2 separate regions of the Homo sapiens genome follow, and region 2 is linked to region 1. The links are chromatin loops, found by intact Hi-C in ENCODE. Cell type or tissue: PC-3. All regions are shown on one strand.

The links. Hi-C counts contacts between places; a loop is a spot of excess contacts. Peaks named below come from ENCODE experiments on the same cell type or tissue, not always from the same donor. Only the 100,000 strongest peaks of a DNase experiment are listed, where the experiment ranks them.
Region 2: it touches region 1 in a loop (5-fold over the local background); 2 of 110 quality-filtered maps call a loop at or near these places.

Annotation. Positions count from the first base shown.
Region 1 is chr1:209,093,026-209,101,025 of GRCh38, forward strand. All of the region lies in intron 1 of LOC107985255 (a long non-coding RNA gene), which reads right to left. Among named protein-coding and RNA genes, the nearest start is that of LINC01774, 120 kb to the left of the region's middle. In PC-3, a CTCF peak has its summit at 1,555; a DNase peak (open chromatin) is centred at 3,276; H3K4me3 peaks cover 435 bases; H3K27ac peaks cover 1,429 bases.
Region 2 is chr1:209,165,223-209,173,222 of GRCh38, forward strand. It overlaps the pseudogene LOC100652908. Among named protein-coding and RNA genes, the nearest start is that of LINC01696, 160 kb to the right of the region's middle. In PC-3, no CTCF peak of the experiment used is centred here; DNase peaks (open chromatin) are centred at 3,169 and 7,249; H3K27ac peaks cover 1,485 bases.

The DNA of each region.
Region 1 (8,000 bases):
TAACATACCTAGAGCTAAACAAGCTGAGTTTATTACTCATTGCAGTGAGGGAGAGCAGATACCATGGGGAACCTTGGGTGTCTCAGTAAGAGGGCATTAGAAAGAAGAAGCTATTGCAGGATTTGGAGTTTGCTTGGATGATTTGTTGGGCAGGCTAAGGAAGTAGGAGTTGACTCTAGATTGGGGATCTCAGAAAGAGAAGGAAATTCTATGATTGGGTAATTCAATAAATCTTATCTAAGGGAGCATGCAGCTGCAATTAGTAAAGATGTAGGAGTTATTCATTTTAGCCAAGAGGGGATGTTTAGTATTTTGTGGATGGCACAATGACATTGTTTCTGTTTGTGCTTAGACAAAATTATGAGGTGGGCTTATGAAGTGGGTTTGTTTTTGCTTTGTTTTATCATGGTCTCAGAGTAACCATATCTGAGTTTAGATTTTGTGAGATTGTTTGCATCCAATAGGAAAATAATTCAACCTAGCTGTAAGCCTCAGGCCAGCTTTCAAATGTCAGAGGATAACTTTTTCTTTTTTCCTTTCAGTCAAAAACTGAAAACAATCCAAATGTTCATCAACTGGTGAATGTATAAACAAATTGTGATGTAGGTGGGAACTTTTGGGTATGTGAAAATGGTCTATGTCATGATTGTGTTGGTAGTTTTGATTACAAACATTTCTCAAACCTCATCAACTTGTATTCTTGAAGTTGGTGAGTTTTATTGTATGTAAATTTTATCTCTATAATCCTGATTTAAAACATATATATTTGCCCTCCTTTTAGGGTAAAAAATGGTTCAGTTCTTAGAAACATTCTAACCTATCTCTTGCTTCTAAAGGTGAGTAAAAACATGTCAATTCCTTCTAATTAGTTAACCTGCCCCAAGAGTAGAGAGAAGTTTTCTAATACAGAGGGGGACAAAGTTGGTTTCTTAGTGGATCCCCCCAGTCGTCAAGGGACACTTTACTACTTTTCTTTCCCCAGAATTGATCCTGTCAGTGGCCCCAGTATTCCAATTTTCATGGCCACAGCTCTGAGTATCCCAGATATGAATATCCTGGCTCTGATGAAATAAAGGTCAGCAAACAAAACACTGGGAAATTATCTCCCTTCTCTTGACTTCAGTTCTTACCCTAAACAAAGGGAGATGGGTGGATAACAAGGATTTTTCATGGTACTTCCAGCTCTAAAAGTGTACTATACAATGCTGCCTTAGATATTCAGTGTATATTGGTGTGTGCATGCATAAATATGTTGTTAATAATGTGGGTTGAACAAGAGAGAGGTGGACGCTACAGAGTTGACAGATTATTTCATCTAGTTAAAACAGCAGAAGTCTGAATGATTTATGGGAATTCTTCAGAGTGTATAATGCTTATTAATTTAATAAAAATGGTTATTGCTTATAATAATGGAAACTACTTAATAAAAATAAGATGGAAATATCCTTAAAGTAATAATTTGATTTCAGCTCTGATTCTTCTCATGTTAACTTCTCTGGCCAAAACTCAGTTTCTAACACTAGTGCTACCATTTGACTCCACCAGAGGGGTCTACTCTGAGCCCCACAGTTTAGCAGGCTCCTCTCTGTCCTACTCTTCCAACTGCTCTCCACTCCATGGAATGAAAAGTCCATGGGCAGAAAGGACATGCCTACCCAGTGACTGTGGTTTCCCTCCCACCTCATCCATCTAGACCACACTCAGAGTACCTAGACCCCACAATCCCCTGCCCAATCAGCTTGGAGTTCACTGCCAGCAGCTAGGTAGGTTTTCTCCCAGGTCTTTCTGTTTTCCCATGCCTCAGATTGAGGGGAAGAAAGAGGTTTAGTGATGAAGATTGGACACAGCTTGATTATACAGACTGTGGCCTTCACATGCATGCTCACTGAGGCCCTTGTGATGCAACTCACAGACAGCAGTGGGAAGAAAAAGAAGGGTCATAGGTCAGGGACCAGGTGTCCCCATGTCCCCATGCTACCACGTTCAGCAACAGAATTCTGAGGAGTCTAAGAGTTCTGCATGCACACTGGGGAGTAAGGCTGTTATAAATGTCAATGTAGACATTTAGAACATAACTTATTTAACAGTTAGTTGGTTTGATTTAAAATGTTTAAATAGGTAGACATATGGAATATGAGCCTCCATTTGGTACTTTTGCCTTGGGGTTCTGTAACCATTAGGAGCAGGCCTGTTCAGAACCAGTAGACAGGTTGAGGGTGTTTACTTGCTATAGGCAATGTACCTCAGCCTGGGCTTACATAGAAATGTCTGAAGTGCACCATCTCTGTGCCATTGACTCCCTTCCTGTTATTGAATGCAAGAATTTAGACCATGATTTTCAATGCTCTGAGTCCCTTCTATTTATCATTCCACTTAATTTAAAACAAAATAAGTGGAAGGATTCTCATTATAAACTCTGATTAGTGGTATATTTAATATATACTGACCTTAATTTTCTACCACAGAGATTAGTTTAGGAGAAAGCCAAGTCTAGCATGAAAAGATTGGGGAAGGGAGGTGTTTTCAAATGAGTTCAAAAAAAAAAAAAAAAAAACCATTAAAAGTAATTTTGAGCTGTACCAGTTAAATTGCTAGCCAGGAAAGGGGGCAAATAAGTCAAACAGAAAACAAGCAGATAATGAAGTACTTGGAGAATTTATAGGATACAACATTTACCAGAAATAGAAAAAATACATAGGTAAAAAAATAAAAGCAAGGCCTATTCAGCTTCGTAAGGCCAGCTTTGATTAGTTCTCAGGCTTTCCACTGGAGAGAGAGAAAGGGGTGTGTGTGTGTGTGTTTGCACGTGTGCACACGCAGGCGTGTGTAAGGATGAAAAGGGCACGGGGGGAAAAGTCCCTGCAAACAGCTCCTTGTTGTTTGCAGAAAGTAACCTGACCCATCAGGTTATCCCCCGTGGTGGTCATATTTTCATCTAGCTCCCTTATTGGGAAACAAAATATATCTCACAAGACATTCTCAGCCTCCCTAGAACTTCTGGTGTCATCAATTTGCCTTCAGAGTCCTGCAGGGTTAAGAAGAAAGTGTGGAAGTCTTGCTACAGCAGAGAGATTTAATGATTAACTGTGGGGTTGACAGGTGTCCAGAACACCCAGTAATCTTGACATTTTGATGTCAAAATAAACTTACTGGAAGCAGGTATGTGGGTTTAAAAGACATGTCCATATGGTGTCTGCTTATTTCACATGAGGAGTCATTTTTATGATCTATAGTGCGTTTCCAAAATACTTAAGCCATGACTCAGAGACCCACTCAGACTGGGCAGACCAGTGCCAGTAGCCCACAGGCTGGGAGCAGGTCCCTGGCTGGGCTAGATCAGGGAGGACAGGCAGAAAGCCTTTAAGTGCTGCAAGATCCTGTGTTCTACCGGCCTCATGGGGCATTTAAAAAACATGACACATCTCATTAAAATCAACTTTAATTTGGTGGATATAAGATTTTGCGAATGCTATTAATCCACTCAACCACTGAGTGTAATACAGTGGGAAAGCACCAGGCAGGGATCAGGAGACTTGGCCCCATCCAGCTGAGTAGGTCACTTGCCTTCCCCACCCCGGCCACCTACCTAGGGCTAACTTTAGATGACACTGAGGCATGCCCCAGGAATTGAAAAATGAGGGAAACAAGAACAGTTGTTGAAAATGATTAATTTCACACAAAGTATATCAGAGTAGAAATCTTTAAAATGGTCTGAAAGGGAGTCTAATTTCCTGGATAGTGTCCATTTAAAAGATGAGCAATGAAAATATAGAACACAGGGAAACAGAGCCGTCCATCTGAGTACTGCTCAGTGGAGAAAGCGCTCTGAAGGGTTAATGGGGGTTTGAGGCACCTGGCAGGTGGACCCCTGTGTAGGGAGGCGCTGGGCAATATTAAACCTGGAAGACCCACAGACACTTCCTCCTGAGGCTAAGCTCCACAAGAACCCTCCTAATTACTAGTTGGCTTCTCATGTAGCTTATCTAGAGGAAGAAATTATGTTGGCCAGAAAATGCAAGTGTAGTGTCACCTTGGAAGTTCTAGCTGAAATTGTGCGCTAGGCTGGGTGTGGTGGCTCACACCTGTAATTCCAGCACTTTGGGAGGTCAAGGCAGGCAGATCACCTAAGGTCAGGAGTTCAAGACCAGCATGGCCAATATGGTGGAACCCCCTCTCTACTAAAAATACAAAAATTAGCCAGGCGTGGTGGCACACGCCCATATTCCCAGCCACTAAGGAGGCTGAGGCAGGAGAATTGTTTAAGCCTGGGCGTTGGAGGTTTCAGTGAGCAGAGATTGCGCCACTGCACTCCAGCCTGGGTGACTGAGTGAGACTCCAACTCACAAAAAAAAAAAAAAAATTAAAAAATTGTGTGCTAATAAAAATGTTAGTCTCTTGTAAATTTTTTCTGACTTTACCATTTACTAGCTGGTGTCCTTGGGCATGTTACTTTCCTCTAAATCTCAGATTCCTCATCTATACAAGGGAAAATACAACCTCACCATTCTCCTGGGTTTGCTGTGAGAGCTTAGTGATTAAAGCATGTATTTAGCACAGTGCTGGGCACATAGTATTGTCCAATAAATGTCAGCTAGTACTGTCACTGTGTTCTTTTCCCTTCCTCTTTTCTCTTCTGCCTGCTTCTTATCTTTCCACCCATGTACGCTCCACCTGTCTACTCACTCATCTACCCAGCCCAGCCAGCCAGCTAACCATTCAAGTAAATTTAGCAGTCATTTACCATCCAGTAAAATGTTTTAGGGACCAGGGAATGGGCTAGACACTGAAGCTTCAAAGATAAATTATACATAGTTCATTTCCCCAAGGGCTCACTCTCTTCCAAACACTGGAGGCTGCCATCCTCTAATATAAAGAACATGTAATAGGTGCAGCTGTATTGAACACTTTGATGTTATTATCGATGGTGAGTATCAGTCTCCCTGGTGAACTCTAGGATACAGATAAAATTGAGTCTCTGAACCTGTAAAGCTGAGGGATGATCTCCAAACCTTAATGAATCAGCAGTCTTATTAAGCCTTTTAGAAGCCAGGCCTCTCGTGGTGACATTCCTCTGTATTTCCTTTTACTATGATTCCTCCGTGACAACTTCTACACTATGCATTATGATTCAAAATGTTTGCACATGACAAAATCTGGCTTTAGTAGAATATTTGATGTTGGTACCATAACCCTTTAGGCCAGACTGTCCAAGTCCTATGGATAACATATTTCCAAATGTCTATTATTCCCCTTATGTAAGTTTTCCCTTAACACTATTTTCATCCCTGCCATCCCTGGCCCCCTGCCCAGGAGATTAGAAACCATAACACAGCATCTATTCACTATAAGGTGCTGTTGGGACTGAGAGCATTTGCCTTCCTGCAACGATATTAACAAACTCAAAAGTCCTTGAAGAAAAATGTTTCAGTGGTCACCACCTTTACTCGTGTTTCCACCTAGACTCTCTGAAAGACAGGGTGGGAAGAGTTTTCCACAACTATAAATGGATTTGAAAACTCAGTGAAGAAAATTATCTGTCTCTATGGAGAGCCAGGGTGACATGACAGATAATTAGCAGGACGACCTGTTTCTCTGAGATGGGAAGCTTAGCCATATCAAGGACTTAAAGCCCCCAGTCCTTCTTATATCCCCTAGTGAATTCATTCTCTGCAAACAACCAGCTCTGCCAACTGATAGTGACTTTCACCTTGAATCCTTCAAAGTCACCTTTCTTTGAAAATCCCTTCACTATGACACAGAATAATAATAGCTTTGCTAACTTGGCTGCAGTTCATAGGATATGTTGGGTTGGAAGTGAGTTGAAACCCAGAAGAACTGACCTGTCCAACAGGATCAAGCCTTGAATATGGATGTGCCTCATATACTGTCTTTCTTCAAGGGCAATTACTCATTTTCTCCTTTAGAGTATAGAGCCTGAGCAACTAGAGAGTTTTCCTGATATATATTTAAGTGGATAGAGAGTTTAGGGCAAAGTGGGAGAAATGCTTCTCCACTGGTATATTATGCTGAAATATTTTTTGTTGATGTGCAGTGGTGCTTTGTGTAAGAGGAAAAGAGAAATATGTGCTGAACAGGGCAATGGCTTAACAAAGGGGCAAGTTACCCAATCTATTTCCTGAGACCTGGGCTGATGGCTACTGAATTTCAAGGGTGTTATTACTTGTAATCCACAAATGCTCCCCTTGACTAGCCTTAGGGGCCTGTTTTTAAAATAAGCCTCTCAGAGTAAATTGGCATAAGTAGAAAATTTGCCCTTAACTTTCCTTCCCAGTAGGCAGTAATTTCACTTAAATTTCCCATAGTTTTTACTTACATATTAACCAGTTATCAGGCTCGAGGAGGAGGAAAAAGCTTCCAGAGAACTTCACAGGAGAGGCCCAGGGTAAAGGAGAACCAGGAGATCCACCAGAATGGAGAAGCTTGAGAGGACAAGCCCCTGCCACCGAAGAGCTGCCACTGATTCCGAAAACTGAATTTAAGCTGATTCTCTTGAGCAGTTCCCAATCCTTTTTCCTTACTGTTCAGTCTTGTTCCAGAAGTAGCAGACAAGAGAGTGCCAGTGTGTCCTTTCCTATCTCAGTATGCTTTAGGACATCTCACTTCATCAAAATAGCATAGGCCTCATGTAGCTCAGAGGGCTGAAACTGGCATGCGGCAAATCAGGTGAAGAATTGGTGCCATTCAGGTGTCTGCTTGATGCCCAAGCCATAAACATAGAGGGTTTCATCTCCGCCAGGCACAGCCTATAAATAGGGCTGGCTATCTCTTTCCTCCCTATCTCTCCACCTTAGTTTTCTTCTGACTCTTTTTTCCCAATAACAGTAATAATAGCTAACATTTACTGAACACAGTTCATGTTAAATGTGTGCTGAGCACCCGACTTACTACTTCATTTAATATACCCAAATCCTATAAATGCTATCATTTTCATCATCATCATCGTTATCATTAAGAGGTTTACGGACTTGCATAATTACATGGAAGAGTTAGGGTTTGAATCCAGGTAGTTTGATTCAACGTTCACATATTTTACCATCTCACCAGTTCACCTTAGCTCTATGTAGAATGTTGAGTCATGAGAAAAAGGGAGCAGTTTAATTATTCTGGAAGATGTAGGTTTGTTTAAAGCATCGGGTTTTGTGGTAATAAGCTAGAGGAAAGTCAACTGAATTGCAGCATGAAAAATGTAGGTTAGCAATAAAGAAGAACTTCTTGAAGGCAAAGAATATTTAAAATTGCCATTCCATTATCTTTTTGGATCGGTATAAGTCATGAGAAACAACATTAATACATATGTTTTCAGAGTTGTTTAGGTAGTCACTCCTAAAGCAGAAAATCAATCACCGGCACTTTCCAGACACATTAGATTATTGGTGAATGAATTTCTGGTATTAGTGTTTCCGGCTCTGTCCTTTCACAGCACACGCAGGGAAGTACTCCCTTAGCCCATTAGTCTGCCACTTTTTCTCATTCATCTCTGTGCTTTTGGTTGACTGAGAATTCTTAACAAATAGAATGGCTTCCCCTAACTGCCAGTTCACAGATCAATTGGTAGTGGCTGCCTCTATTGCTGAACCGAGAAGAACTGGCAAGCCAAAAGAACGCAGGCTCTATTTCCTCTGTCTGCCATGGACCAAGGAAGAGTGCATTTGCCAACTGTGCGGAGCATAAGTTGCCTCCTTTATAATGTGCAGAGAGCAGATGATGGGGCAATGAACACGAAAATGAGTTGGGGGCCTGAGGCAGCATGTTGGTGGAGTGTGGAGGGAAGAGCTTTGGGAGCCAGACAGACTTGTGTTGAAATCCCTCTAAATCACAAATTAGCTCTGTGACCTTGAATAAATTATTGAAGCTTCCTGAGCCTCAGTTTCCACATCTTAAAAAGCATCCATTTATAGCTACAAAAAAAGGCGTGCAATGAAAGTGACTATTTATATCGTTTTTTAAAATAAATGTCCTTGCCTGATTTTAATCATAAT
Region 2 (8,000 bases), 72 kb after region 1:
CAGTTGCTTTTTTTACCTCTCAAATCAATCTGAATGATCATAAGGTAGAATTTTATCATTAATGCTTAGTGAAGAAGTTGTACATGTAGTACATTTTCTTCTTCCGAACCACACCTCACAAATTCCCACAGCTCAGAACTATAGAAGATGCCCTCCAAAGAGGTGAAATTTATTTTGAAACTTATTCATGTATGTATAAATTAACTCATTGGAAATCATTTGTGGCATGTCAACTTTGTGTCATACTGCACTCAGTATTCGGGCCCAGAGATGAAAGTACATAGTAATTGTGTTCAAGGAGCTCAGCTGGAGGTATTTTAATTTGAACACAATCTGGCAGTAAAGTCAGACCATTGTCATACTTAACAGCACGGTAAAACTGACAGTTTCAGTGATCCTGAGGAGAGTTTCTGGTCCAACTGAGCTTGGAGCCTATGATTTCGGAAGACCTCACAAGTATCTCAGGAAGTATACACCATGACCAAATGGGAAAAATCCCAAAAATGCCAAGTTAGCTCAACATATAAAAATCAGTCCATGCAATATGCTATATTAATAAAAAATTTAAAACCACATGATTACTACAATCAATGCAGAGAAAATATTTGACAAAACCCAACAATCTTTTATGAAATAAAAACAAACAGCAAACTAAGAGTAGAGGGGAATTTCCTCAACCTGATTATGGTCATCTAAGGAAAACTCACAAGTAATATTATACTTAATAAAGACTGAATGCTTTCCTTCTAATATTGGAAAGATGACAAGGATGTCTACTCTTGCTACCTCTATTCAATACTGTACTGAAGAGTCTAGCCAGGGAAAGTAGGCAATAAAAGGGAATAAAAGTTATCCAGACTGAAAAAAAAATAAAACTATCTCTTATATGTGGGAAGTATTAAGAAATATATATGCATGCACACACACACATGAACACACACAAATTATTAGTACTTATAGACAACCACTGCAAGGTTACAGGACACAAGATAAACATGCAAAGTCAATTGTACAGTCTACACACTCACAGTGAACAATCTGCATATAAAATTAGGAAAACAATTTTATTGACAAAAACATCAAAAAGAAGAGAATACAAATAAATTAACAGAAGAAGTGCAAGATTTATAAACTAAAAACTACAAAACATAATCAAAAGAAATAAAAGAAGACCAAAATAAATGGAAAAATAGGCCATGTTCACAGACTAAAGACCTAATATTGTTAACATGGCAACATTCCCCTAACTGATCTACAGATTTAATGCAATCTCTACCATAATTCCAGCTGGCTTTTTTGCAGAAATTGACAAATGGATTCTATGATTTGCAAGAGATCTAGAATAAGCAAAGCAATTTTGAAAACAAAACAAAGTTTGAGGTCTCATACTCCCTATTTCCAAAACCATTTAAAAAAAGAATTATAGAACAAAATAGAGCTATAATCATTAGGACAATGTGATACTGACATAAGGAAAGACATGTAGATCAATGAAATAAAAGTGAGAGTTTTGAAATAAAACCTCAAATTTATGGTAAACTAATATTATTTTACAAGGGTGCCAAGGCAATTCAACGGAAAAAGAGCCATCTTTTCAACAAATGGTGCTGACACAAATGTTTATCTGTACGCAAAAGAATGAAGTAGGACCCCTACCTCACACCATATACTAAATTAAATTGGAGCAAACATCTAAATGTTAAAGTCAAAATTCTAAAACTCTTAGAGGAAAACATAAACATAAACCTTTATGACTTTGGATTAAGAAAGCATTTCTTCAATATGACACCAAAAAACAAGCAACAATGACAAAAACAGAAACAGACAAATTCAACTTTATCAAAATTTAAAATTTTTGCATTTTAAAGTACACTATTAAAATAGTGAAAAGACAACCCATAGAATGAGAGAAAATATTTACAAATCATATATCTGATAAAGGACTTCTTTGCAGACTGTATAACAAACTCTTACAACTCAACAATAAAAAATAAATGACCCAATTTTCAAATGGGGAAAGTATCTGAACAGACATTTCTCCAAAAATACACAGATGGACAATAAGCAATAAAACTTTGCTCAACATTACTATTCATTAGGGAAATAAAATCAAAACTACAATGAGATATGACATCACTCCCACTAGGATGGCTATAATAATAATAATAATACTTTTTTTTTTTTTTGAGACGGAGTCTCGCTCTGTCATCCAGGCTGGAGTGCAGTGGCATGATCTCAGCTCACTGCAAGATCCACCTCCCGGATTCATGCCATTCTCCTGCCTCAGCCTCCCAAGTAGCTGGGACTACAGGTGCCTGCCACCATGCCCGGCTAATTTTTTGTATTTTTAGTAAAGATGGGGTTTCACCATGTTAGCCAGGATGGTCTAGATCTCCTGACCTCATGATCTGCCCATCTTGGCCTCCTAAAGTCCTGGGATTACAGGTGTGAGCCACTGCACCCAGCCAATAATAATAATTTTTTAAAGCAACTAGCATTGGCAAGAATATGAAGAACTGAAACACTCATACATTACTAATGAAAATGTAGAATGGTACAACCACTTTGGAAACAGTTTGGTATTTCCTTAAACAAAGAGTTGCCATATGATCCAGCATTTACCCAAAAGAATTGAAAATATATGTCTACAGATAAACTTGTACACAAATGTTCACAGTAGCATTATTCGTCATAGCCAAAAAGTTGAAACAACCCAAATGTTCATCAACTGATAAATGGATAAACAAAATGTGGTAAATCCCTACAATGAAATATTAATCAGCCACAAAAGGGAAAGAAATACTGATACAGGATATAACATAAATGAACTTTTATGTAGTAAACAATTTAACTTCACTCAAAGCATGGTCTGACATTTGCCCTTGACTCCTGGGAGGTAATCTCCAGGCCCTTGGAATGTCCTGTCTGAAAAAATATCTTTGTTTGCCTGGGATCCTTGGGCCAGCCAGATACTAACAATCTAATTTAGGGTGAGGGCTTTGGGGCATGTGGTATCAGTTGACCTCCAGAAAGAAAGTCTGAAGACTGAAGTCAGCCATGTGAGCAGCCAGCCAGGTTTATGTGATCAAGCTCCAATAAAGACCTGGACACCAAGGCTCTGGTGTACTTCCCTAGCTGGCAATATTCCATGGGTACAGTCACATATTGATACCAGAAAACTAATGGCATTGGCAAGAATATGAAGCATTCTTGCCAAAGCTGTCCATGACTCATGAGTAAAGAACAACTGGCAGTTTTGCTTTTGGTACTTTTTTGAACTCTGTTCTATGCACCTCTTCCTCTGGCTGATTCTAATCTGTATCCTTTAGCTGTAATAAACCATAATCATGAGCATAATAGCTTTCAGTGAGTTTTGTGGGGTTTTATCTTGATGGTCTTGGGAATCACCAAACTTGCAATTAGTATCAGAAGAAAGAGTGGTCTTACAGACTGTTCCTCTAACTTCTGAACTTTGAAAACATTATGGTAAGTGAAAGAAGCTAGATACAAACGTTATGCATTTTAATACATTTTAAGGAAATGTTCAAAATAGGCAACTACGTAGAAAAAGAAAGTAGATTAGTGATTGCCAGGGGCTGAGAAAGAAGAAAACGAGGAGTGACTGTTAAAGGATATGGGTTTCTTTCAGGAGTGAGGAAAATGTTCTAGAATTAGATAGTGTTGATGGTTGCACAACTGTGTTAGTACACTAAAGCCTACTAAATTGTACACTTTAAAGGAGTGAATTTTGTGATACATGAATTACATCTTTTTTAAAAAGCTTAGTATTTGTGCCCCATAGATTTCCTTTGACCAGGCCCAGAGATAAAAAAGAAAAGGGGGATTGACTGGAGCTGGTAATTTAGTTACCCCAAATGCACTAATAAGCCAAGTCTTGCTAGGGGAATAATTCCTTAGCATGCCTCTATGTGACTTCTCAGGAGAGGCTTCAGTGGATGAGGGACTAGGGGAGCAGAAGTAACAAACAGAAGCTAACAGCCTTGGGCTCTGCTCTTCATCTCACACATACCCTCTGGATAGACAGTAAAATTCAGTGTCAGTTTCTCCATAAAAATTTCCTGTTTAGAAAAAAACCACCTCTTCTGCTTTCTTTTCTCATTAAAATGTCACTTCTAAGTCATTTAGAAAGGGTCAGGTTGCATGTTGGCTCAAAAACCTTTGACAGCTACTGTAATTGCCTAGAGGTTAATAACAGTGATGTCTCTCACAAGTTCAATTTTGAAGTTTCTGCCAAGCCATTACATGTAACCAGGGTAAAGAAATCAAAGGACATTAGAGAGAAGAGAAGAAAACCCAATCTCATCTACCTCTGGACCGTTACCTCTTCCTTGGGACAGGACAAGTTTCTAAGTTGCTGTTCCCTGGTGTAGTTGCATTAGCTCTGATATCTGATCCTGAGTTCTGCCACTAACTAATCACATCATCGTCTCAAGCAAATTATTAAGTATTTTTGCTACTTTTTTTTTTTTGAGACACAATCTCACTCTGTTGCCCAGGCTACAGTGCAGTGGCACAATCTTGGCTCACTGCAACCTCCACCTCCTGAGTTCAAATGATTCTCCTGTCTCAGCCTCCCAAGTAGCTGAGATTACAGGTGCACAACACCATGCCCAGCTAATTATTGTATTCTTACAAGAATAGAGATGGGATATTCTTATAAGAATAGAGATAGGGTTTCATGATGTTGGCCAGGCTGGTCCTGAACTCCTGGCCTCAGGTGATCTGCCTGCCTGGGCCTCCCAAAGTCCTGGGATTACAGGCATGAACTACCATGCCTGGCCTTATCTTTGCTATTTTTAAAAATGGAATACTGCCACCCCTCCTGCTCTGCCTCAGGGCCATCTTGACAAAACTCTTTTATATACTATTACTATAGGGTGAGGCAGAACAAAGACGAACGTGTGCATAGGGTGCTCCAGAAACACCATGAAAGGGCAGTCGCTGAGCTTAGGATTGGGTCAGGAAAGCTTCTTGCACAAAGATAGACATGAATTACTATATTATTATTATTATTATTATTTATTTGAGCCAGGGTCTCACTCTGTTGCCCAGGATGGAGTGCAATGGCATGATCATGGCTCATTGCAGCCTCAACCTCCTGGGCCCAAACAATCCTCCTGTCTCAGCCCCTCAAGAAGCTGGGACTATAGGTGTGTGCCACTGTGCCTGGCTAATTTTTTAAATTATTTATAGAGATGAGGTCTCAATATGTTGCCCAGGATGGTCTCAAACTCCTGGACTCAAGCAATTCTCCCACTTCAGCCTCCCAAAGGGCTAGGATTATAGGTATGAGCCACCATGCCCAGCCATAGACATGCATTAAAATAGCATCTTTTATCATCTGGAGTTGGTTACTTTTAGGAAATAAAACAGAAGATATCTTAAAAACATGTTCAAAGGGTGCTCTAATTGCTTGTGTCTCAAGCATCATGGTATCAATTTTTCCTCTTTTATGGTCATGTAATCACATTTAATTCCTTCTTTCTATTCTTAAAATAAACATCCTAGAGGGAATTATGTTCTCCATTCTACAGATGAGAATACTGAGTTGATAAAGTTTGCATAACTAACTTAAACTTCACTTAACTGGTCAGTGGCTGAGATGGGCTTTGAACCATAGTTTTCCAACTACCATATTCACACTCTGTCTACCAGAGCAGTGGCTTCCAGATCTGGTGATAATCAAAATTGCCTCAAATGCTGTGAGAATCAACAGACATAATACCCATTGCTACATCTTGCTGTCCATCTATTCTATTCTTAAGAGACTTTAAAAAATTCCATCTTTAACACAGTGCTGCATCTTGCATGTTTTCCTTGGGTATTCCTTTCTGAGAGAATTCTCTAGCTTGAGTCTGGGAGTCAGCATAGTAGAATGGGCAAGCACATGAGTTTGGAGCCAGTATCTGAGTCAAAATCTTTGTTCACTATATGATTTTAAACAAGTTATTTGACCTTGCTATGTCTTTGTTTACTATGCAATGGGAATAATGTATCCTTCAAAGATTAAATGAAGAGATTACAAAGATTAAACAAGCTAATGATGTAAAATAGCTAATGAGGTGCTAGGCACAGGGTAATGTTCAATAAGTCACATCTCACGGTACTCTAGCTCACCCCTCTTCAGAGGAAAGGAAAAGAAGTCAAAGGAGCCAGAATCCAAGCCCATTTAAACAGTCTATCCCTGGCCAGCATTCTGGTCAGGGGCTGCTCTTCCCATGTGACCTTCCATCTAGCACTTGAATGTTGCTGTTATGGATCCAGATGTTTCCCATGTATTTGTTTTTCAAATCAACTTAAAACTGGCAAAAGAAAGATCATGCTCCTTCAAAATTAGAAATCCAAATGCTAATGAAAATCCAATTCACCTACTATGTAATGATTACCTACTATGACAGTCACTGGAAGATTAAAAAAGACAAATAAGCAGGACATAGTCCGTGCCTTTGAGGAACATGTGTTTTATTAGAGAGAATTAGATAAGGTCATAAATGACAACAGGCATACCTTGTTTTATTGTGCTTCATATATTGTACTTCGTAGATATTGCTTTTTTTTTTTTTTTTTTTTTTTTTTTTTTTTTTTTTTTTTACAAATTGAAGGGTTTTGGCAACTCTGCATTGAGCAAGTCTATTGGTGCCATTTTTCCAATAGCATATGCTCACTTTGTGTCTCTGTGTCACATTTTGGTAATTTACAAAATATTTAAAATTTTTTCATCTTTATTATATCTGTTACAGTGATCTGTGATCAGTAATCTTTGATGTTACTATTGTCATTCTTCCTTTGGGGAACCATGAACTGTGCCCATGTAAGATGGTAAATGTAATCAATAACTGTTGAGTGTTCTGACTACTCTGCCACCTGATCATTCCCCCATCTCCCTCCTTCTCTCTTCTTGAGCCCCCCAATCCCTGACACAATAATATTAAAATTAGGCCAATTAATAAATCTACAATGGTCTCTAATTGTTGAAGTGAAAACAAGTCTCACATTTTTATGTTAAATCAAAAGCTAGAAATGATTAATTTAGTGAGGAAGCCATGTCAAAAGCTAAGATAGGCTGAAAGCTGGGGCTCTTTTGCCAGTTATCCCAATTGTGAATGCAAAGGAAAAGTTCTTAAGGGAAATTAAAAGTGCCACTGCAGAGCCAGATCTTGAGTCTGAGGTGTTAAGAGTTTACCCTGAGGCCAAGAGAGAAGCCACAGAAGGTTCACGGGAGGGGGAGGACATGAGACATCCAACAGGTCTGAGTTCCTCTCACAGCAGTAGGCTTTGGTCTGAGTCAGGATGAGTCTAGGACTTGCTCCCCAAGGGACTGTGGGGACTGGGAGGAGCGGGGGAGCAGGGAGAAGGTCCAAGCTGAGGGGAACGGCAAAGAGATGTGAAGGAGATGCTCTCTGATCAGGACACACTCAGAGGTACCCATTTCACGTTGCTAACATGCCAGTCGCTGTGCACTTCTCCATAATGGAGATGTTATCATTATGAGGAAACTGAGGTTCAGAGAAGTCGAGAGACTTGCATGAGATCACACAGTGAGAAAGTGGCCCGGTTCAGAGCCCACACCCTTAACCCCATATTCCACTGCCAGATAGGACTCCCCAGACCCCATGTGGAGCTGGGTCAGTGGGGCCTCTCCCACTTGCACCTTATCTGACTCCAGGTCCCACCCTGAGACAGGCTGGTTCCAGGTGGTAGTGAGACGGGACCCCCTGGGACCATGCCAGGCTGGGACGGCCACCATCTGAGGTCGCCCCGGGTCCTTTCCCCTAGCTATGGAGACCAGGTGCAGCACTTCAAGGTGCTGCGCAAGGCCTCGGGGAAGTACTTCCTGTGGGAGGAGAAGTTCAACTCCCTCAACGAGCTGGTCGACTTCTACCGCACCACCACCATCGCCAAGAAGCGGCAGATCTTCCTGCGCGACGAGGAGCCCTTGCTCAAGTCACCTGGGGCCTGCTTTGCCCAGGCCCAGTTTG